Linked DNA regions of Homo sapiens: regions 1 and 2 are each linked to region 3. Evidence: chromatin loops called from intact Hi-C (ENCODE). Cell type or tissue: endothelial cell of umbilical vein. All regions are shown on one strand. Region 1 has its middle 20 kb from the start of DISP3. Region 2 holds the start of DISP3 (dispatched RND transporter family member 3). Region 3 has its middle 59 kb from the start of LINC01647.

Region 1 (8,000 bases), 91 kb after region 3:
ACCCTCCGGGTCATGGTGCCTCCTGTGCTTCCTTTGAAAGGCATATTGGCTGACTTCCCACTTGCCAATCCTCCATCACACAGAGTCCAGCCCTGGTCCTGGCACAGACTGAGAAATGTGGAGCCTGGAAGCTGCCAGGGTGCCCTGCACAGCCTGTCTGGCCTGGTTGCTTCCCAGGAAAGTGGCGGGGAGGGAGAGAGAGGCAGGTGGTGGCTGCATACCTGCGATCACCAGCAAGGAGCCCACAAGCAGGTTAGCCAGGCAGTGACTGCAGTCAGAGTATTGACCCCATCATGCCTGTAATCCCAGCACTTTGTGAGGCCAAGGCAGGTGGATCACCTGAGATCAGGAGTTTCAGACCAGCCTGGCCAACATGGCGAAACCCTGTCTCTACTAAAAATACAAAAATTGGCTGAGCGTGGTGCCGGGCACCTATAACCCCAACTACTCGGGAGGCTGAGGCAGGAGAATCGCTTGAACGCAGGAGGCAGATGTTACAGTGAGCAGAGATCACGCCACTGCACTCCAGCCTCGGCTGGACAGAGTGAGACTTTGTCTCAAAACAAAACAAAACAAATGATCCCAGAGGGCTGGGGAAGGGGCGCCGGGACTGTGACTGTGTTCACACATCGGGTCCAGTTCACGGATGTGGAGCAGCTGTCCTCTCTCCGCGTGCCTACATGGTCTTCATTCGCTGTGCTCACCCCAGCTGGGAAGGAGGAGGGCCCGTTCAGTCTGTATGAACTGTACACGTGCTGTGCATTCAGCCACAAGTGCAGTGCAGTGGGGCATCCAGGAAAGACGCAGTCTCTGCTCTCAGAGGGGAATGAGCAGGGGAAGGATGCTGGTATGTATTGAACATAACTATGTATCGAGCCCTGCGAGAGGGGAACATGCATCCAGCACCGACGGCGTGCCAATCCTTGAGCGAAAGGAAGTGCATAGAGCACCTACTGTGTGCTGAGCCCTGTGAGGGGGTGTGTATCGCATACCCCCTGCACTGGCCCTGAGAGAGGAGAATCCAGTTTCTCCACCTGAGCATGTACTACTATGTGCTGAGCCCTGTTTGGGGAAGGGATGTGTATTTCATACTCCTGGCACTGGGCCCTGAGAAAGGAGAATCCACTTTCTCCACTTGAGCACCTACTGTGTGCTGAGCCCTGTGGGGCTGAGTACATTGCATATCCACAAAGCACCTGGCCCTGAGAGAGGAGAGCATGGGTTGAACGCCTGTTGTATACAAAGTCCTGTGGGAGAAACCTTATACCAGTCCTTCCAGGGAGCTTAGAAAATGGGTTTCTGTGCCTTTGTCTCCCTCCTCTACAGGAATCCCGTTCCTCCTCGACAAAGGCCCAGCTTGGGAGACTAAGAGACTTTCCTGAAGCCACGTAGCCAGCAGGTGACAAAGCTGGAGCTTGACCCTAAGCCCAGCTCTTCCCAAGGCCATCGGGTGAATGACACAGCCCAATTCCAGGCCCTGGAACATGGCTGGCCCCAGAGGACAACAAGATATTTTAACAGCAGAAAACCAAAACCTTCTTCCCAACGTGGCTGCCCTCACCCCATCCCCACTAGCCGCTGACTTGGCAGGCAGGAACCCCTCCCCTGGAGCACAGCAAAACTCGATACGTTATATTTCCAAACTGGGACACACACTGACATTTCTGGGGAGAGAAGCAATCTGGAGGAGCTGCATTTTCACCCTCCCAGGGGAATCTGCACACCATACTTAGTGTGGTGCTCTCCCTCCCACTTCACAAAATAATTGTTGAACAGATTGTGTTGGAAAGAGAATTCCTGGATTATGGAGTCATGATTCTAAATGGCTGTTTAACTGTGTTTTCCTTCATTTCTTTAAAAAAAAGTTAAAATTTAAGTAAGTGAGTTACATGCAAAGGAAATGAGGAGCACTGCGCCCATCATCCCATGGAGGACAGTATTGAGCACCATGGGAGGAAGAGGCCAGGAGGTATCGTGGCTACTAGCGACTGCCTGCTGGCTTTTTGGACTTGCTCCCCACTTGTCTGGCATAGTATCCTTCATTGTCTGCCCCATCTTATACATGAGAAAAAGAGAGCCCAGAGAGTTCTGGGCCAAGGTCACACAGCATTGGAACTCAAAGACCAGTTGGTCCAACCCCAAAGCCGAGCTTTCCTCCTTCCCGTGCTGAGTTAGAGCATTTTTAGGCTGTCTCCTCTTGAGCCCCACTGATGGCTACTCTAGAGTGACAGAGAAGAACCCAGAGGTCCAGAGAGAAGTGACTCCTAGATCACACAGCTTGCAGCAGAACCAGGATTAGGATTCCTACCTGGAGATGCCAGGCTCTGCCTACTATGGGCAGGGCTCTGCCAGAACTGGGTGGGGAGATAGATGCAGGAGGAATCATGGTCCTCCCCTGCCCCCAGGGAGGTTACAGTCTCAGGGATAAGATGAAGGGCCCCAGCATGGTGACATGCAAGACCACGCCATCTCCTTAGTCCAGGACCACATCTCTAGACCCTGGCTTCCCACAGCACCGACGCTCTGAGCCTCACTTTGGGCCCTGGAGCATGGATCCGGGACACTAGGGAAGCTCTCTCTGCCCCTCAGTGCGTGGCCCTTTGAGGAATCCTTCACGCTGCCAGATTCAAATCACAGCCTCTACAGTTTATCAATCACTAGACCTTGAACAAGTTGCTTAACCACTCCGAGCTTGGTTTGTTCATCTGTAAAATGGAATTAACAATGGCACCCACTTGATAGGATTAATATTGGGATTAAATGAGTTAAGGCAGGTAAAGGGTTTAGAACAGTGGCTGGCATGGGGACACAGGAAGTGCTCAATTATTCTTCATCCGAGAATTCGTTTACTGGGCAAGTATGTGCATCCCATGCTGGGGAGGCAGAGGGGAGCCATGGACCCTGCCTGCCTGGAGCTCGTGTGCTTAGGGCCTGGGGAGGCATGGGAAATGGGTAAAGACCCTTGTGCAGGTGTGAGCTGCAGTGCAGGTGAGCACCGGGCATTTAGGGGCCTGGAGGCCAGGGGTCAGTGACGGCTCCCAGGAGAGACGGCAAAGCTTAATCTTTTTTTTTCTTTTTTTTGAGATAGAATCTCGCTCTGTTGCCCAGGCTGGAGTGCAGTGGTGTGATCTCGGCTCACTGCAACCTCCCCGTCCCGGGTTCAAGCAATTCTCATGCCTCAGCCACCTGAGTAGCTGGGATTACAGGCACCTGCCACCACGCCTGGCTAATTTTTGTATTTTTAGTAGAGATAGGGTTTCGCCATGTTGGCCAGACTGGTCTCTAACTCCTGACCTCAGGTGACCCACCGCCTCAGCCTCACAAAGTACTGGGATCACAGGCATGAGCCACCGCGCCCAGCCAGCAAAGCTTAATCTTGATAGATGAGGGGTCGTATACCAACTGGACAATGGTAGGGTCAGGCATCCAGGGAGGATGACAGCACAGACGGAGGCCCAGAGACCAGGAAGAGCCAGTCACAACTAGGAAGCTGCAGGTGCCCAGGATGGCTGGATGGCTGAGGTGTGACAGGCGGTGATGAGAGATGCCACCAGGAGCCTCAGCAGCTGGGATGCATTGCATTCTGTCCCCAAAAAGAAATGTATTGAACTCCTGACCCCCAGTACCTGTGAATGTGACCTTTATTTGGAAATGGGATCGTTGCAGATGTCATTAGTTAAGATTAGGTCTTACTTAACATTGGTTAAGATTAGGTCCTAATACGACTGGAGTCCTTACAAGAAGGGGAGGGACGCAGGGAAGAGAAGGCTGTGTGAAGACAGAGGCGGAGGCTGGAGCCACACAGGCATGGAATGCCAAGGGTGGCCGCTGCCACCAGGAGCTGGAAGAGGCCAGAGGGAGCTTTCCCTTGGGCCTTCAGAGACAGAATGGCCCTGCTGACACCTTGAGCTTGGACTTTTGGCTTCCGGACCTGCGAGAGAATACATATCTGTTGCTCTAAGCCGCCTGGTGTGTGACACTTTGTTACAGCAGCCTCAGGAAGCTATGTCCATGTAGGAAGGGTGGGCACAGCTGTGCCCAGATAGGGAGGGTCTGGCCATGGTGGCTTCTCTGAGTTCCCCTCAGTGCCCAGTGCTCAGCGGCACTTCACAGAGACCCGGCACCCTGCTCCCTGCTGGCGCCCCCACATCAGCCCTGTCTCTGCCCACAGTGCCCCTTCCTCACGCCTGTGTCCATGGCCCAGATCCTCACTGCAGCCAGCTCGGGGCTCATTGCTGAGAAATACGGCTGGCCTTGAGCTGGTGACGGGGCCCGGCTGGACTGGCATGAATCGTGTTTATCGCAAACAGGAAACAAAGGGAAAAAGGAAACAAAGCCTGGGATGAGGGGAGGGGGGCAGGCGGGAGTGAGGGGGAAGTGGGGGCCAGGCCAGGCGCTGCCCACAGAAAGGCCTATTAATTTCCTGATGTTTGCTCCAGGACCGAACAGCCCAGCGCCTGTTGAGGTTTATCTGTGTGGCTCAGCTGTGGAGCGTGCTGCCTGCCAGCTTCTGGGTGCTTCAGAGATTTGCCAGGCCCAGGAGGGGGCAGGAGGCGCCCGGAGCAGCTTCTGGCCCATCCATGACACCAGCCAGGGCTGCTTTTCAGTGCCAGTCATGGGTGAAATCGAGGTACATTCTGCCTGGTAATGAGGTGCCGCAGGCCTCAGCCAGGGCACAGGAATTGCTCTGCCTGCCTGGCCCAGCAGGTGCCCCCCAGCCCAGACTGACCTGGCCTGAGAAGCCAGTGGGGAGGGGAGTGGGGGTGGAGGATAGTGAAGGCAGAGGGTCAGCAATGAGGGAGTGGAGCTTATTGGGCACCACTGTATACCCAGAACCGCGCTCGCTTTGCTGCGTTGAAATAACAGTGTATTCGTTTCTTAGGGCTGCTGGAACAAGTTAACACAAACAGTAGACAACAGAAATTTATTCTATTACTGTTCTGTAAGCTACAAGTCCAAAGTCAAGGTATGGACAGGGTTGCCTCCTTCTGGAGGCCCTGAGGGAAATTCCGTTCCAGGAGTGTCTCCAGCTTCTGGTGGTGGCAATCGTGGGGTCCCCGGCTTGTAGATGCGTCGCCCCAAGCTCTGTCACATCATCATGTGCTGTTCTCCGTCTGTCTACGTCTGTGTCCAGATTTCTCTCTTATGAAGACAACAGTCATTGGATTCATCCAATGGAGACTGGAGTGCAGTGGCGCGATCTCGGCTCACTGCGATCTCTGCCTCCCAGGTTCAAGTGATTCTCCTGCCTCAGCCTCCTAAGTAGTAGCTGGGATTACAGACATGCACCACCACACCTGGCTAATTTTTGTAATTTTAGTAGAGACAGGGTTTCACCATGTTGGCCAGGCTGGTATTGAACCCTGATCTTAAGTGATCCACCCGTCTCGGCCTCCCAAAGTGCTGGAATTACAGGCGTGAGCCACCGATCCTGGCCCAAAGACCCTGTTTCTAAGTAAGGTCACATTCTCAGGTCCTGGGAAGTTAGGACACCAGCATATCTTTTTGGGGGACACAATTTGACTCTTAAGAAACTATTAACATTTCCTGACGGCTTATTTGCTGCCCAGCACTCTGCTATTCATGAGCTCTCTGATTGGATCGTCATAACAGAAATATGAGGTAGGCACTGTTACTTCCCCATTTTATTGATGAGAAAATTGAGGCTCAGAGACAAGTAGCTAAAATGTGGGCAGGTCCCAAATCGAGATCCAGACCTAGGAAGATATTACACAGAGTCACGCTGTGAGGTGAGGGATATAGAGTATGGCAGTCCGGAGCACTAAGAGCATTTAGTAAAGGCATGCAATGCGGTTGGAGAGGCCATGGTGGCTTCCTGGAGGAGGTGATGCGGAGGCAGAGGCTAGGGGGTCTTCCTGGAGGAGATGCTGCCGTAACAGAGATTTGGAGTGTGAGTAGGAGATTGTCATTTTACAGACAGGGAGACAGAGGCCCAGAGGACGGGAGGACAAGTCCAAGGTCACAGTGTTGAGGGCTGAGTGTGGCGGCTCCAGTCTCTGCATCTTGGGGCAAAACAAGACAGGAGCCCTGGCCCCCACTCTCCCTTCTTCCATCCCTTCCCCATCAAAGGGGTCCTGGTCCAACCCTGTTCCCTAGAGAGTGCCCTGGTGGTCTTGGCCATCCCCCAAAGGTGCTGGGGACATGACAGCAGGGCTGGGGCCCAGCTCTGCCACTTCCTAGCTATGCATCCTCGGGTACCTCTTCACCTCTCTGAGCTGCTTACTGCAACAGCAACTGAACAGGATCAAATAAGATGACAGATGTGAAGGTGGTTTGGAACCTAACACCCAGGAAATGTTGCCACTTCTAAAACACTTGAGATCCAATCACAACCACACCTCTCCCCCGACTCTCGCTGGCACACCCAGCTGCACCCACCACCCACTGTCCTGTGCCATGCTCTCCCTCCCCTCTGGGACTTCGCACAGGCTGTGCCCTGCCAGGAATGTCTTCTCCCTGTTCCTGTCTTCTTTGCAAACTCTCAGCTTTACAACATGCTGGCTGGGTGACCCTGGAGGAGTGATGATGTCTCTAGACCTCCGTTTCCACAAAATGGAGATAACTCACGTGCCTACTTCCTAGGCTGCGGTGCGAATGAGATGAGGTTATGTTCTTAAAGCCTTGAGGGCAGTAGCTGGTATTAGTCTGAGAAAATGGTGGTTTCCAATTGAGTGGCTGGGAAAATGGCAGTGGCCCCACTTACACAAACAGGGAGGACAAAATGCAGGGACAGGCAGGGGCAAGGGACAGATAGGAGAGCCAAGAACTTTGGAGCTGACTTCAGAGGCAGGATCTGAGAATAGAACCCAAGGGTCCCTGCCTCCTGAAGACACCAACCATTCCTCTTCCCAGCAGCACCCCTAGGATGGCCTGTCCTGCTTCCTCCAGATAGCCAGTCTTTTGCAGGGAGCTTGTTTCACTCATGCTCCAAAACTCATCTTGGTCACTCTTTTATGAGGACAGTCCCGATCTCTATCTCCTCTACCCCAGCCTTTGCCCAAGACTCTATGCCCCTCCTCTCGCTGGCCAATTTCCAGGACACAGCTCCTGCAAGGCAGCTGTGGACTTTATTTCCGATCCCTAGGCTAGCACGAGACTGAATGTTTCTCAATGAAGCAATGAATGAAATGAGTTCACGAATGACCACGTGGGAGACAGAGCCAATGACAGAGTCAGCAGCCCCGGCAGCCCCCACATGACCGGCATCCCCGCCACTCCTGCCTCTGCCTTCCCTCCATATGCAGGCCAGTCCACACCCTACAAGGGAGGGAGCCCTGGGAGACGGGGGGAGGCTCCATCACTGCTCAGCCCATCACCCCCAGCAGAGAGGCCCTGGCCAGCATGCAGCTCCGTTGGGCACTGAGTCACTGGAATCCTGCCATCTGCACCCTACCTCTTGTTACACCCTCAACAGTGGGGAGACCTGACAGTTTGCAGGGCTACTTGGTAGGTCCTGGGGAGAGGTAGGCCTCACCAAGGGAAGGGTAGCAGCGTCCCAGCCATCCTCGGCACCCCAGGTGCACCGTGTCCTCACCCACTGGGCAGGCTCTTCAGCTTCCAGGGCCCCTGATATTTAAGGAAATTAAGGTCAGGCCTGGCTGCTAAATATTTGTCTAAGCAGAACAGAAAATGGTGCCAGAAAAGAAGGCCTTCAATTCTATGAGCAAATAAATCGTATGAGGGCAAATGGGCTAGGGAGAGGGTGGCGGGGTGGGGTGCACAACTATTTAGAGCAGATAGTATCTCCCCACCTCTGCGGGCTGTCCAATTTCCCCCCTTTATAAAAGCATGGCTCCTTCACCTTGCTCCTTGGGGCGAGGCAGGGGACAGACCTCTTGCAAGCTGTCATCCGTCTTCCCTGGATCCACAGCAGGTGATTCGGGCTGCCCCTCCCCGATGGCTGCACATGGGGACACCCCTGCCCCACCACCGCCCGGTGCAGCCGAGCAGAGGAGCTTGGTCTCTGAGCTGAACTGGGC
Region 2 (8,000 bases), 72 kb after region 3:
TATTGCTGGCAGTGGGCTGACTGATGGCCCTTAGGGACACCACCTCCTTGCTCAGCATCTCATTTGGCTCATCTGTGAAGGCTATTTTTGCCATCCCCAGCTCATAGGGCTATGAAAAGAGGCTGCTTAGCCACATGGTGGTGATGGCCATCTTCCCTCTTGGCATCAGAGCCTGGCCAGCAACCAACTGCCCATGGGCAGTCTACTTGCTTGGGTCCAAGGACATGAGGCTGATTGCAAAGCCCCTACTCACTGGGCAGGACCTCTAAAGCTGCTCTCAGCTGTTCCCTTCTCTGTGGCCATTTACAACCAGCCCAGTGTCTGCCACTTGGGAGGAAGGACCTTAACTCAGACAATTCCATCCACCGCCTTTGAGGACTAGGGGAATAGGGGATGGGGAGGATGGGGAGACGAGGGAAGTATGTCTATACTAGCAGAGAAAGGGGCTTAAACCATCCAAGGACCTGGCGATCATGAGATCCAGGTTTAAATCTTCTATTCATTCATTTGTCCATTCATTCATTCATTCACCACACATCTACCAGCAGAACCAGTGGTATATGCAGAGGATATATAGACAGTAGAAGTAATGCCTGCCCCAATGAAGATTGCACTTCAGCAGTATGACCTCAAGAAAATTACTTGACATCTCTGGTCCTATTAAGGAAATCATCTAAACATCCCTCACTCAGGGAACAGGATGACTTCACTAGTGGTGGGTGCTCTAAGGAAGGGGAAAGGTAGGGTAATCTTTGGGGTTAGAATCACAATTTTCAATCCCACCCACACTCAAGAGACTCACTAGAGAGTCAATGTTCCAGATTATTAGGGCCAGAAAGTGACCCTACAGGTCACCTCAGGCAGTCCTTTAACAGACGGGAAACCTGAAGCTCAGAGAAGGGAAGTAGTTTGCCCAAGGGCAAACTGGGAGTCTGTGGTTAAGCTCGGACTAGGATCCAGGTCCCCTCACTTCCAGTCCAGTGCTCCTTCCACCACACCATGCTGGGACTACTCTTCTTTCAACCCAGTTTCTGGATTTGAAGGACAACAGCAGGAGAGGTGTCAAAGGGCAAGCCAGGTCATGGCTACCAGATCTCATGGCTAGCCAGATCTCGAGGGGGGTTCCAGAATGCTTCACCCAAAGTTCTTGGCCCCTTGGAGAGATCACTGGGGCTCTGTGGCATCTGGCCCTAGAAAACTTCCTGGGGAGGGGAACAGAAGCTGCTGAGGCCACGGTGGAGGGTCGTCAGATTTCCAAAGAGAGAGTAACGGGGACATGGAACCTGCAGTGAAGAAGGCAAGTCTGAGAGAATGGAGTCAGCTCCCCCTAAGGGTCAGCTGTGCCCACATCCCAGCAAAGACTGGGTCAGACCCAGCCTAAGGAAAGTTGGGGAGAGAAGTGAAGACAGTGGGGAAGGATGACTGGAAAGACCAAAAAAAGAGGGTGCATGTGCGTGTGTGTGTGTGTATGTGTGTGAGAGAGAGAGAGAGAGAGAGAGAGAAACCTGGGGGAGGGAACAGAGCAGGGAAACAGAGGGTACAAGCAAAGAATGCGGACCCTGATTGTACATGTGTGTGTCTGGACTAAGGTTAGAGAAAGAGGAGTGAGTATTGAGGTAGAGAGCCAAGCAAAATGGACCCTGGGCTGAAAATGGAGATTCTGTAAGGCACCTGTCCAGGCTGGGCTTCTGCCTGGAGCTTCCACCGAGCCACAGCCTCCTCCCTCCCTCCAGAAGATCCCCTGGTCCCCTGGCAGGTGTAGTAGTAGGAGGTGGGGAGGGGGTGTTTGCTCTAAATCCCCATGCTTCGCCCATAGGAGCAGGACAGTGTGTGTGTGTGTGTGTGTGTGTGTGTGTGTGTGTGCACGCGCGCGCTGGGGGTGGAAGTGTGTCTGTGCTTGGGAGTCTGAGTGGCTTTGTGAGTCACTGGGCATCGGTGAGAACACCAGGTGGTGGGCTCTGGAATCTGGGGCTTAGTCAGTGAGTCCGGAGACAGCAACCTCGAGTGCAGAGCGGGGGCGAAGATGCTGCCCAGGTCCACGAACGTGTGTGCTTGTGAGATCTGTCCGCCCACGTGCGTGTGAACCGTGGGTCTGCGTGGATTGTGTGCGCCTGAGGATTGTGGGTGGGTGTGTACTTGCGCGAGTGTATGTGTGTGGACTGTTTTCCAGTGGTCTGTAGATATGTGTGTGCGCATGGATGGGTGTGAGTGTGCGCGTGGACTGTGGGTGTGCGCGGGCTTCTGAGTTTCTAGGGCGGCCGCGAGGCGCTGTCCGCGGTGCTGACCCGGGGAGTGGGCTGACGGAGACCTGCGCGCAGTCTCGCAGTGAGTGGGGGACAGCGGGAAGCTGGCGCCGGCCGTGGAGCAGAGGCCGAGAAGAGAAGCCCCCAAGGAGGCGCCTTCCCAGCCCTGCTGCCGGCCTCCCCAGGGAGTTGGGAAAAGTTCTCCCGGCGGTGGGGTTGGCTCCCGGGACTTGGCGCCCCTTGCGCTGGGAATCTTTCCCGACCCTCAGCGCCGCCACTGCCCGGCTGCCCACTCCACCTCCACCCTCGTTCGCGTTCTCGGCAGAGCCTGGGGACCCTCGCGCGCGCGGATCCATCGCTGGCCCGGCCCGCCCCAAGCCCCCACGCGCCCTCCCCGGCCGGACCTGCAGCCAGGTTAATCGGGGAAATGTCCCTCCGAGAGCACGAGTACGCTAGGTAGGGAGTGGGTGGAGGGGGTCATTAGCCTTACTCTGTCCCCTCCCTCCGCTCTAGCATGGGCGAGAGCCCGATCCAAGGGCGGCTTCAGACTGACGCTCAACTTTTATGGACCCAGATATCCCTCAGAGGGGACAAGCAGGGGCCAGAGGTCGGAAGCCTTGCCGTTCCTGGACATCCAACATCCAACTCCCCTTGGCCGACCAAGAATGCTGCAGTCCCGCGGGGAGATGGTGCGGAGCTGGGGCCCGGTCGTAGAGGGCAAGCTTGGGTTCTGTCCACCCCTGACCGTCTTTCCCGGGGGGCTCCGAGGCCCGCATCCCGGGCTGGCTGGAGAGCGAGAGAACTTCGCGCGCGGCGCCAAGCAGGTCGGGGTGCGGACGGCGCGGAGGACTTCCCCCTCCTCCTAGCAATGCATCCCCCAGCCCCGAGACCAAGCCCGGATGGCGCCCCGCGGCCGTGCACTCACCTCGGCCGGCCGAACGGGGCTAGGCTGAGCCGCCGGCGCGGGAGAGAGTGCGCAGAGGGTCGGGGGGCGGCGGCCACCACGCTGCGCAGACTCGTCTCCTCGCGGAAGTCGCAGGGGGAAGCTTCTCGGAGCCGCAGGAGGCTGGGGCTCCCCCTCCGCTCCAGGGCAAGCAGACCGCGGGAAGCTGCGCGCGAATCCCAGTCCTCAGCTCGCAACCCGAGCACTCCGCTCCGCCGCCGCCTTTTATTCGCCGCCCGCCTTTGTTTGGGTCCGGGCTCCTACCACGGGTCGCGGGGGTGTCCGAGCCAGGCTCCGGAGCCGCGCTGCCGCCCAATCCCTGGCGCCTCTCGGGCTCCGCGCCGCCGCGCCTTGAATCAGTGGCCGGCGAGACCCTGCGCCACGCCGCGCGCTGCGGTCTCTGGGACCCGCTGTCTGGCGCTGTCTTCGCCGCCGCTCCCCCTGCCGATCCGCGCGGTGGTTCAGCCCGGCCCTGGCGCCCGCGGGCGGGGGAAGCGCAAGGCGCAGCGACCCCTGGGGGTCGGTCCCCGCCCCTGCAGACGGTCCGGGCCAGGCACCACCCCCCAGCCCCGCCTCCGAGTTTCCTGATACCCAAGTCTCTCCCGGGCCCGCGCTCCCGCTCCTCTCCAGCCAGCCCGCCCAGCCTTGGCAGGTCACCAGCCTCCTGGACACTCGCGGGCATCCCCGGGCGCCCTCCGGAGGGAGCTGCCAAGCCCAGGCTCCTGGCGCCGTCCCTTCCTCGTTTGTTCTTCATTTACCCCTCTGGCACCAGAACCCGGAGCCATACCAGCCCCTGGGACCGGGCATCCCTCCAGCTCTAGCACATGACCTGCCTGACACCCCTAGCCAAAGGGCCACAAGGAGAAAGAGCCTGGGGGAGGGGGGCAGGCCAGTACCCTGGCCCATTTCTCTCCATCAGGGCTCAGAGAGCATTGGCATTGGTGTTGCCCAGGGAGAGTGAAGTGGGACCCCTCAAAAGGGGGCCAGCTGCCAGCCCCCAGCTGCAGGGTGGAGGGATGTCAGTGACGGAAGCCAGAAAGGAGGGAGGCCATTGCCATGCTGTGTGAGGGTGAGCCATGAGCTTGTCATTTGTCCTGGGTGTGTGCCGACCAAGGACCTGGGAAGATAGGGCAATGGTGAGACACAATCCTTGCCTTCAGGAGGTTTCCGGCTTATGGGAGAGAGAAGAATATGGGAGAGTTATGAATGAAATATAACAAACCCGGCCAGCCAACACACTGATGCTGAACCCACAGCAGCCCCTCCCCATCCCCAGCCCTTATTTTTAAAAGAGGAAAACTGGGTGAGACGCACCTCTAAATGTCAGGGTGCTGAGTGGATCTCCTGTGCTGTTCACCTGCTGCTCCTGCTCTGTCTCTCTGCTGTACAGTCCCTGGCTGGAAGCTGTACCCACTGACTGGCTGTCAACTAGACGCATTGGTATTTATGACTCTGGGTGCCCTGAGAGCTTATCTATGCAGAAGCAAATGGCCTGAGCCAGTGTCCCTGCCCTGGCACTCACTCCCCATGTGCTCAAGGTCTCAAGAGAGCCATTGCCAGGTTGGCCAAGTCTGTCAGAAGACTCCCAATGGCTCCATCTGGCCTTAAAGACATTAGAGTTGGGGGCAGTTCCTGGGGTGAAGGGTGCCACTGTGAGCTGTAAGGGGAGAAAGAGACAGGAGATCTCTCCCGAGAAGTAGAGGGTGTGAAAATTGCTGTCCCAGGACCAGAGGCCAAATCTGATATGAGTACAGAGGACCAGACTTGGCACCACCCTGCAAACTTCTAGTCCCATTTGCCATATCCTAGAGGGAGGGCAGAGAATGAGGAGCCATGTGAGAGGGTGGGAGGAGGGAGAACAAGGAAAAGATTTGTTTTTAAGGGAGCAATAGAGAGACACAAAGTGTGTTCCCAAGCCCAGCTGAGAGCAAAGGGTTTTCTTGGCTGGGAGAATGGCTTGATTATTTTCCGTTTGTTTTAAGGCTGCTTCTAGGAGCCTCCTCAAAGTTCTCCAAGGCTCCAGCACTGTTCCTCTCAGTCTGACAAATCCACCGGCCATCCCATTGGTGTGCCCCATGGTGCTGTGCCACCCTCAGTCCATGCCTGGGGATACAGCTGCCACTCTGCTGGGAAATAGATTTAGTGGGTTTGATATAGGTCCTTGATGAAATTCTCACCACCTTCAAAGGGGTCCTGCTTCATGTTGCCTAGCTGGCCATAGCTGTGGCCACCTTGGCCACACCCTCCTCAGAACCCTCTCTGGCCTCTGGAGACTTCCAGAGGATCTCCAGTGGGGCTGGGCTTGCTCTGCCCTTGGTGGGGGATTTTCTATGAAGGGAGGGTGCAGAGGCAGAGGCCTGTGGAGGGGGAGAGGAGGTGCACGGTGTGGTATCCAGGAACACTGGAAGGATGCAATTTTCCCAGGCCATCAGTGAGGTTTTAAAAATGCAAATGGAACCAGGCCTTTGAAATATGCCTGCCATAAAGGGGAACCGGTGGTGGCAGTGGAGCTGGTGCAGGTGTGGAAAGTCATGAGAATCCTCCTCCTGGGGTTCATCCCCAGGTTTCCTCCCCTTCCCCTGCCCGCGCCTGCTTGCAGGAAGCGTGTTTACTACAGGGGCCTGGGGATGCTGGCCTCACACATCCCTGCCCAGCCACAGGGTACTTCCCTGAAGCCTCCTGTACCTCCAGGTGAGTAGTAAAGATGACTCTGGTGGATAATGATCCACCCAGCTGAAAGGCTGCAGAGATTAAGATTCTGTGTCCCCTCTGGCTCCTTGTTCCAGTGCTGTCTGGTGGAAGTTCTTCCTGGGTCTGATTTAAATGCCTCATGGTGCCGATAAGCTGCTCCCCTTATACTCTGTCTTCACAACTAATTGAAAAGCCTTCTTTGCAAGGGATATGAGCTATAAAGGGCTGCTTTGTCCTCTCTTCCTATCCCTTTATTTCTACTTCTATTTTCTCTCCAACTAGGTCTGAAGCAGAGCCTCTGAGCTGAGCTTCTGATTCTACCTCTCCCAGTAAAGCCATATTTCTGTTCTGCCCCTTACCAGCTGCGTGACCTTGGGAAAGTCACTTCACCTTGCTGAGCCCCAGTTGTCTCATCTATAAAGTGGGGATGGTAAGAATATCTGTCTCATTGCAGTGGTTATAGTTATAAATGAGATCATCTCTGTGCAAAAATTGCATTTAGCACAGTTTGTGGCACACATTAAGCACTAAATACACATTAGCAGTTTCTTCATCATATTGTTACCGCTTACTTGGCAAGTGCTGACCATAACACATCTCACTTTTTGTGACACCCCTCCACACCGCCCCGTGAAGGGGGGTTGTATGCAAATCAAGTCCTCCCACCAGATGGGTGAGCAGCTGAGGGTTGAGCATATGGGGAGGGTTGGGAGTGTTTATCTTTTAAAATATGGTATTAAGGCACTGTCCCAGCACCAGGGAATAGAATAAATGGATTTATAAGTAATCCCCTCTTCAATCTGCTAAGGCATTGACTTTGGCGCTCTTGGCCCCCAGCCCCAATCTCACCTTCTCCAGGAAGCCACTGGGCAGAGTCAGGTAGGCTGGGGTATGCTGGAAAGAGCTCTAGATTTAGGAAACTGGGTTTGATTTTTATGTGTGTCTTTTATTAGTATGACCTTGGGCAAGTCACTGCATTTCTCTGAGACTTAGTTTCCTCATCTGCAAAGTGGGAGTCATAATGACCACTGCCAAAAATATTCCTGCTTAATAGTCTCTTCAGCTAAAGTAGAACACAGATTTATAGGTAGCCATTTGATAATTAGTTCTAGATATAGTTATAACTATATATAGGAAGTGATAATAGGATGATTAATCCCTGTTTCCATTATTTTCAGGGTTGATTGCACTTCATGTGACATAATAGACACAAAAAAACTCAAGGAGCTTGCCCAAGTTCCTGGTGAATGAATTTCTGACTCCAAGTCACATAGAAACTTAGTGGAAGAGCTTGGGTTGGACTCCAGTTCTCCCAGCTTCCAGAAACACCATCCTTCCTCTCCCCAGCGCCTTCCTCCCTGAAGCTCTGTTCAGGAGATGAGCATGAGCTTATGGTTGGGGAAAACATTAGAGGGTCTCATAATTAAAGAGAACAGAGAGAGCTCTGAAGAAGGGCCTGAGGAAGGCTGACAGGGCTAGGCTTAGGGCAGGGGTATTGCAGACACGGCCTGGGGGAGGCTGGACAGATGGCAGCTCTCCCCTCCTGCCTCCCCCAGAATTCTGCAAACAGCCAGGCCTAGCACTCCTTTCTCAGCCTTGCCTGCCTCCTCCAAGAGAGCAGGCATCCTGTGCCAGAGTGAGTACAATCCAAGTTATTAATTGCCTGCAACAATTAGCCCCAGCGCCTGGGCCTGCAGACACCCAGGCTCTGAGAGAGGGAGCCAATTACAGCTTCATCAATATTCACGCTGTCGCATAATCCTCTTCCAACAAGACGGCCCCCTTGTCCCCCATCCACATTTCTAGGGGTCTTTGCTCTGACCCCAACATCTGGAGAAGACTAAATATTGCTGAGTTCTTCAAGAGGAAAAGTCACTGGAGGGGTTAGACCCGAGGGGCTATTAGCATAGCAGAGCCAAGGCATTGGCAGGGAAGAGCAGGATCCTGCCAAAGATCTGGACAGTGTGACATTAGCCAAAGACAGTCCCATTGTTGGGGAGAGATTATAACCTCCAGGTTGAGGGTTTTACGTGGATACCCTGAGGGTTCTTATTGATAGAACCGGCCTGAAAGGAGGTCATAAATACCCAAAAAGTTCTAGTTTTAATCCCAGCTCAGTCACA
Region 3 (8,000 bases):
ATAGCCTCAACTCTGCCCAGGCTTCTCAGTGTTGCCTGTGGAACAATCGGAAATGATAAGAGGGTGTGTTGTAGATTTATATGTGTGGGCAAATGGTAATTTCCTTAACAAACAGGCACACACAGCAGGACACAGATTCCTCCAAGGCCCAGGAGCTGCAAAGGGAACACCTACTAAATGAGGACTGGTGGATAAAGCCCAGAGCGTCCTCCCCACCTTCCTCATGTTAATGAGCGGACAGATTCCAATTACAAGCCCAGTGGAAGGACCTCAATGGTGAAGTTTGACAGTGGTCTTAAAACTAAAATAGCGATACATACGGAGAGTGTGTGTGGTGCACAGCCATCTTCATAGCCCCTCACACCTCTTGACAATAGCCAGAGTTCACAGGAAAGTAACAGAAGGGGGCTGGGAGGAATGGAAGGGAATATCTGGGGAGTGAAATGAGGAAGGCCCTGCAGAACGAGCTGTTGGTAGTCCCCTCTGGGAAAGGAAGGGTTTACCTGGTGGAGTTGTAATGGCATCTTTATTCTCGCTAGCTCAGGCAGTTTGTAAGTTTGTGAATAGTCCCATGTGACCTTGAGGTCTCATCCTGAGAAATGGGCACAACAATACAGGCTTTTCATACTTACTGGCAGTTTTAGGAGCACCAGTGGGGATACTCAGGTGTGGAAGCAAAAGCGATGTGGAAAGTACAGGTGCTAGGGCCACTGACAGACTTCCGGACTGTTGGAGCTGAAGGATCATGGAATTCAAACCAACCCCCTGGTTTTACAATTGAGAAGAATAAGGCCCAGGGACAGGAAGGCCGTTGCCTGGTATCCTCGAATGAATTAGTGAGGGAGGAGGAGCCCTGACGCTAAGCCATGTGATCCTTGTTTTCCCTTCATTGTTCAGTTTGCTTCCTTCCTGGCAGTCATATCTGGTGCAGATCCCCAAGGCACCTGTGGCTGGTGATGAAGTAGAAGGCAGGACTCAACTCCAGAGGCCAGGCTTGGATTGAGGACTAGCTAAAACAGGGACAGGAGGGGAGCACCTCCCCATAAGACACACCCACCAGTGTGCCGTGTCAGTGTGCTGTTGCTATCGTGACGCCCAGAAGTTACCACCCCTTTCCATGGCAATGACTTGATGACCCAGAAGTTACCACACCTTTTCTAGAAATGTCTGCACAATCTGCCCCTTAATTTACATATAATAAAAAGTATGTGTAAATATGGCTGCAGAAGTACCTCTGAGCTTCTACTGTGGGCACACTGCCTCTGGGGTAGCCCTGCTCTGCAAGGAGCAGTGCCTCTGTTGCTGCTGGGCACTGCCACTTCAATAGAAGTTGCTGTCTAACAACACCAGCCTGCCCTTTAATTCTTTCCTGGGCAAAGCCAAGAACCCTCCTGGGCTAAGCCCCAATTTGGGAGCTCACCCGCCCTCCATCACTGAGTCTCATGGGCTTGCCCACCATGCACTGATGGTCTCTTTGGGTCCTCTGGGTGGTCTGGGAAGTGATACCCTTGTTTTATTAATACTTTAATTATCATGTATATTGATGCTTTTGTTCACTGCATAACTGATTGTGTATGGTCTCCCTGTTGGCCTCCCATCAGTGTGAGCCCAGACTTCCCTGGCTGTGGTGAGGTTTGTTTCTTAGATGATAAGAGTGGATTAAGCACTCTGCCAGCCCTCCCTCACCAACTGGTAGCCCATGAGTTAAAAGGGCTTGAGAAGAACCAGCATAGAAGTGGCAATATATTCTATTTCTAGATGAGCCAGGTGGTTCCAAAGCTACCACTCATTAATTCTTTCAACAATAAATAACTAAACCATCGTATGTGACCCTACTCAATTTCTCTCACCATATCTCACATCGCATTACATCTGGTGTCATGAGAGACACCAGAGGAAAGGAGCATGGTTGACTTGGGAAAGTGCATCGTTAATTTTGGAGAAAAAATTGCTCCTGATGGGAGACAAGGAGAGGTTATCATCACCATAATCTCAGTGGAGCGTTGTAACAGCCTAAACTGGTCTCCCAGCGTCCCCTCCTGCCTCCCTAGTCTCTTCTCCACAGAGCAGTTCTATTAGTCAGGGTTCTCTAGAGAAACGGAACCAATAGGACATATATACACATATCTTTGATTTATGGATATATATATATATATATAAATTTATTATAAGGAATTTATCTGTGTGATTATGGAGGCTGACTGGTCCCAAGATTTACAGTTAGCAAGCTGGAGATCCAGGAGAGCTGATGGTGTAGTTCCAGTTCAAGTCCAAAGATCTGAGAGCCAGGACAGCCAATGGTATAGTTCCAACCTGAGGGCTGGTAGGCTCGACACCTAGGAGGAGCCATTTCAGTTCAAGTCCAAAAGCAAGAAAGAACTTATGTTCCAGCTGAAAGGCAATCAGGCGGGAGGAACTTCCTCCTATTTGTGGGGAGGGCAGCCTTTTGTTCTATTCAGAACTTCGATTGGATGGGATCCATCCACATTAAGGAGGGCCATCTACTGTACCCAGTCTACTGATTCAAATGTTAATCTCATTCAGAAGCATCCAGACTAAGGTTTGACCAGATGCTTCGGCACCCCATGGCCCAGTCAAAGCTTTTTAAACTGCTGTGATGGTTACTTTTGTTTTAAACATAAATCAAATCATATCACCCCCATGCTTAAGACCCAAACACCTTATATAACCTACAAGGACCCCTCCCACTTCTCCAACTTTATTTCCCTTCCATCTTCCCTTCATTCACTACATTCCATCCATACTGGCCTCCTTCCCATCTTTTTTTTTTTTTGAGACAGGGTCTTGCTGTCTTGCCCAGGCTGGAGTACAGTGGCACAATCACAGCTCACTGCAGCCTCAACCTCCCAGGCTCAAGCAACTCTCCCACGTTAGCCTTCTGAGTAGCTGGAACTGCAGGTGAGCACCACCACACCCAGCTAATTTTATTTTTTTGTGTGAGGAGACGGAGTCTCCCTATATTGCCCAGGGTGATCTCAATCTCCTGGGCTCAAACACTTCTCCCACCTCGACCTCCCAAAGTGCTGGGATTACAGGTTTGAGCCACCATGCCTGGCCCTTCCCATCTTCTGATGCCACATTTCTTTCCATCTCAGTGCTACTGCAGTTGCTGCCCCTTTTGCAGGATGCATTTCTGCTAGATCTTCACAAATCTGGCTCCTCCTCATTGTTCAAGTCAACTCAAACATCGCCTCCTCAGAGAGGCCTTCCCTTACCATCCTAGCTAAAGTAATTCTCACTCAGTCACCATAGAGCCCATCACTCTGCTAATTTTCTTCACAGCACCTAGAACAAACTGAAATTATCCTAGTTACGGATGTTTATTGTTCATGGTCTTCCCCTCCCACTAGAATGTAAACTCCATGAGAGCAGAGGATTTATTTGGCTCATTCTTATAATTCCAGCTCCTTCTGCAGAGTAGGTTTTAAGCAAATAGCAGTTGAATGAATTAGTTAATTGATGGTGGCACAGATTTTAAAGGAGAGATTATAAAATAGCTTCTCTTCACCCTCTTAGAGAGGAAAGACTTTTTGTGTCTATGTTTCAGAAAATAAGGTGGGTCCCAGGGGTTCTGTTCTTCTACCCATGTGCTGGGCTGACAACTCTAACTATGAGAAACCCCATTTACCTGGGCATTCCTTGAAGTGTGGGTCCTTTGGGAAGCACCTGGATTGGAAGAAGGAGGTGGCAGTAGAAGGGAGGTAAATGTTGGGTGTTTTCCAAACCAATCTTCTCATCACACATACATTTTTAATGCTGTCAAAATTGAATTTGTTATACAAAGCTGGAAGCAGTAGCGTTGTGTGTAAATAGCAAATCGTGGGAAGACCGCTGTCCTCAAGTACTTTTTTTTTTTATCAACCCAGTCTATTTCCATAGCCATTTAATGTGTGAGTCCCTGTCCCTGGTGCTGAAACAATTGAATCGGCCGGACGCCTGGGCTTCGGGAGGGGGACACCTCTGTCCGAGGTGCTGGAACTCCCTCCCCTTCACCTTCTCCTCGCTCTCATGGAGCTGCCCAGAAGTGCGTGGTCACTGCGTCCTGCCATTGCTGGGTCAAGCTGCAATGATAGCTGCTGGAAATCACAAGGCTGGACTATAATTCCATCCTCATTTGGAATCTCTTGAAACTCATCGAGGTGCTACTGCTACAGCCGTTCTGTTCTGCTCTAGGGAGAGGGGCTATGGGATTCTAAGCCCTTTTGGCAGCTCCATGGGGTGTGTCCAGCCTCAGGTGTTGTGAACCCATCAGTAATGCCATGAGAAAGGGCAGAAAGTCCACAGATCTCGGTTCACCATCTCCTCTTAGTATGACACCTGCCAGTTCAGCCTTAGATTGCCTAGTCTGCAGTGGTACCTCTGCAGGAGTCCATGTGTCCAATGGGCAGCTATGTTTCCATTTACCTCAAGATGGAAGGAAGGAATAAGCTCTGTAAATCTTGTGGCCCACAAGAAGTAAGTGACAGATAATGACTTAGATTTTGTAGTGACAGGGTGACCATTTAAAAATATTTGTTGGCTGGGCACGGTGGCTCACGCCTGTAATCCCAGCACTTTGGGAGGCTGAGGCAGGTGAATCAGCTGAGGCCAGGAGTTCAAGACCAGCCTGGCCAACATGGTGAAACCCTGTCTCTAGTAAAATTACAAAAATAGCCGGGCCTGGTGGTGCGCACCTGCAGTCCCAGCTACTCGGAAGGCTGAGGCAGGAGAATCCCTTGAACCCAGGAGGTGGAGGCTGCAGTGAGCTGAGATTGCCACTGCACTCCAGCCTGGGTAACAGAGTGAGACTCCCTCTCATAAAATTTTTTAAAAATTTTGAGATATAACATAAAGTACACAAATCTTAAGTGCACAGCTTAAAGAATTTGTGGGCCGGGCACGGTGGCTCACGCCTGTTATCCCAGCACTTTGGGAGGCCGAGGCGGGCGGATCACAAGGTCAGGAGATCGAGACCATCCTGGCTAACACGGTGAAACCCCATCTCCACTAAAAATACAAAAAATTAGCCGGGCGTGGTGGCAGGTGCCTGTGGTCCCAGCTACTCGGGAGGCTGAGGCAGGAGAATGGCGTGAACCCGGGAGGCGGAGCTTTCAGTGAGCCGAGATCGTGCCACTGCACTCCAGCCTTGGTGACAGAGCGAGACTCTGTCTCAAAAAAAAAAGAAAAGAATTTGTGTGTATGCATGTGTGCGTGTAACCACTATCCAGATATAAACACATAACATTTCCAGCATGCCTCCTGCCTTGTGCTACCTAACAGGAAGCATTTTCCACCAAAGATAACTACTTTTCTTATATCTGTCACCATAGATTAGTTTTTCCTGTTCTCAAACTTCATGTAAATGGGATTACTCCATATGCAGTCTTCTAAGTTTGACTTCTTTCATTCAACATTATGTCTTCAGATTCATCCATGCTGCTGTGTATCAGCAGTTCATTCTTTTTCCTCTGCTGTTTAATATTCTTTTGTGTGAATAAATCACATTTTATCTATCCATTCTACTGTTGATGAATATTTGGGTTATTCCCAGTTTGAGTCTATGATGAATGAATTTTGAACACTTTTGTGCGTGTCTCTTGATGAACAGAGCACTTGTTTTTGTTGAATACATACCCAGGAGTGAAATTGCTGGGTCGTGGCATATACCTATGTTTTCAAAGTGGTTGTATCAGTCTACAGCCATTGCTTGAAAAAAATTAATTTCTCCTTTCTGATTTTAACTTTTCTGTCTTCTCTTGATCAGTGGAGATGTTCTAGGGGGAGGCTCTGTTTCAATAGTTGTGGCCTTAGAGTTTTCTAGGTCACTCTATTGATCAATATTGATTAGATGACTATTCCCTACTAATCCCTCCCTGGAAACTATTCTCCTCTCACATCTTTCTTCTCTTTGGCTATTACCATGACTGACTCCTGTAATGGAATCTGAGTGAGATGGTGCAGAGTTTAGAATAAATCACCTGCTTTTCTTCTTCCACACCTCAGGCTAGAATGTGCCTGAGAGAAGACTCCAGCCAAGGAGAGCCAGGAGTGTGGTCTTCATCCCCGCTACCCTAGATGAGTCCTAGAGCTCCGGATAGGCAAAGGACAATCAAAAATCTGCAAGGAGGCTGAGCGCAATGACTCACGCCTGTAATCCCAGCACTTTGGGAGGCTGGAGGATTGCTTGAGCCCAGGAGTTCAAGACCAGCCTGGGCAACATAGGGAGACCCCACGTCTACAATAAATTTTAAAAATTAGTTGGATATGGTGGCACATGCCTGTTGTCCCAGCTACTCAGGAGGCTGAGGTGGGAGGATCACTTGAACTGAGGAGGTCAAGACTGCAGTGAGCCAAGATCATGCCACTGCACTCCAGTCTGGGCAACAGAGTGAGACCCTGTCTCAAAAAAAAAAAAAAAATCGGCCAGGCGCGGTGGCTCATGCCTATAATCTCAGCACTTTGGGAGGCTGAGGTGGGCGGATCACAAGGTCAGGAGATCGAGACCATCCTGGCTAACACAGTGAAACTCTGTCTCTACTAAAAATAAAAAAAAATAAAAAAATTAGCTGGGCATGGTGGCGGGCACCTGTAGTCCCAGCTACTCGGGAGGCTGAGGCAGGAGAATGGCGTGAACCTGGGAGGCAGAGCTTGCAGTGAGCCGAGATCGTGCCACTGCACTCCAGCCTGGGTGACAGAGCCAGACTCCATCTCAAAAACAAACAAACAAACAAAACAAATCAATCTGCAAGGAGCTCTTTGCTCCAAGAAGAGGAGTGGGCAATTAGCAGGAAAAAGAGCAAACTCCTCCTTTGTTCTCCCTCCTCACATTTTCCTTAGATTCTGTGAGATTTGGGGCAACATATCTACTCCCAGTTTGTGTATAGTGTTTAGATAACTTTAGGCTCAAACTGTCAAACTGGGACTGTTTTATAGACAGCTCAACAATCCCAGGGGCACACATGGAGTACTTTATAGACTGTCCTAGACATTGATCCGTTCATTACAGCACCCAGTGCTGAGTTTGCCTCATCCTGCTGCTATCCTCTCTGATGCTGGGGTCACAAGATTTCTAATCACACACTGACTCCTCTGTAAAATCAATCTGTGTGTGTCTCTGCCTCTCTCTGTCTGTATCTCTGCCTGTCTGTTTCTAGCTCTCTGTCTCTCTGTCTGTGTCTCTCTCTCCCTCTCTCTCTCTCTCTCTCTGCCTCTGTCTTTATTTCTGTCTCTGTTTCTCTGTCTCTGTCTCTCTGCATGTTTCTGTCCCTTTGTCTCTGTCTCTCACTGTCCTTTTTCTTTTTTTAGATGGGATCTCGCTCTGTCACCCAGGCCAGAGTATAGGGATGCAATCATAGCTAACTGTAGCCTTGAATTCCTGGGCTCAAATGATCCTCCTGCTTCAGGCTCCCAAAGTGCTTGGATTACAGGTATGAGCCACCCTGCCCAGCCACTCTCTGTCTTTTGAACACCAGGTCTATCATCCTCCTTGCTCCTTATCCCTGGACCTCTCTTTATCCCTGTCATCTTCTCCTCCCACTTCCTCTTCTCTGCTATACTCTTTGGAGAAAAGAGCTCTCAATTCAGAACAGCCAAAGTAGCTGGTGTAGAATAAAATGAGGCTCCTGTGTCCTCCTCAGATGGAGCTAAAGGTTCTCGTAGCCCTTGTAGAGGCAGCAGTAAAGATGGGTAATGTTTTACGCTTTGAGAGATGGGAGCAATCAGGGCTATGCCAACAGGAGCATAGACCTTTCACCCTGCCTTTCTGAGTTGGGGTCAAGAGAGCTTTTGGCTGAGGGTTAAAGGATAAAGGACTCCAAACTTAGGATGAGGAGGGAGAGTACACATTTGTGGTGTACTTTGGCTTGGATTTCCTTGTCCTGGAGACTTAGAGGCCAGGCAGGCATGGTAAGCAAAGAGAAGGTACAGAGAGTTCATTCTGGGGCCCTAGGAATATTAGAGGATCACATAGATCTTTGACATGCTTTTAGGGCAGTTCTGAG

The links. Hi-C counts contacts between places; a loop is a spot of excess contacts. Peaks named below come from ENCODE experiments on the same cell type or tissue, not always from the same donor. Only the 100,000 strongest peaks of a DNase experiment are listed, where the experiment ranks them.
Region 1: a loop joins it to region 3, with 3.0 times the contacts of the local background. A loop is called at or near these places in 2 of 110 quality-filtered maps.
Region 2: it touches region 3 in a loop (2.2-fold over the local background); 3 of 110 quality-filtered maps call a loop at or near these places.

The regions. Positions count from the first base shown.
Region 1 is chr1:11,455,453-11,463,452 of GRCh38, reverse strand. No RefSeq gene overlaps it. Among named protein-coding and RNA genes, the nearest start is that of DISP3, 20 kb to the left of the region's middle. In endothelial cell of umbilical vein, no CTCF peak of the experiment used is centred here; a DNase peak (open chromatin) is centred at 4,352; H3K27ac peaks cover 980 bases.
Region 2 is chr1:11,474,541-11,482,540 of GRCh38, reverse strand. DISP3 (dispatched RND transporter family member 3) reads right to left here and starts at 3,386. Exons shown (of 21, transcript NM_020780.2): 1 at 3,169-3,386. RefSeq lists an enhancer at 2,234-2,835 and a silencer at 3,480-3,799. In endothelial cell of umbilical vein, CTCF peaks have their summits at 3,503 and 3,706 (motif pointing left); DNase peaks (open chromatin) are centred at 3,420 and 3,650; H3K4me3 peaks cover 841 bases; H3K27ac peaks cover 250 bases; H3K27me3 peaks cover 811 bases.
Region 3 is chr1:11,546,823-11,554,822 of GRCh38, reverse strand. No RefSeq gene overlaps it. Among named protein-coding and RNA genes, the nearest start is that of LINC01647, 59 kb to the left of the region's middle. In endothelial cell of umbilical vein, no CTCF peak of the experiment used is centred here; a DNase peak (open chromatin) is centred at 3,942.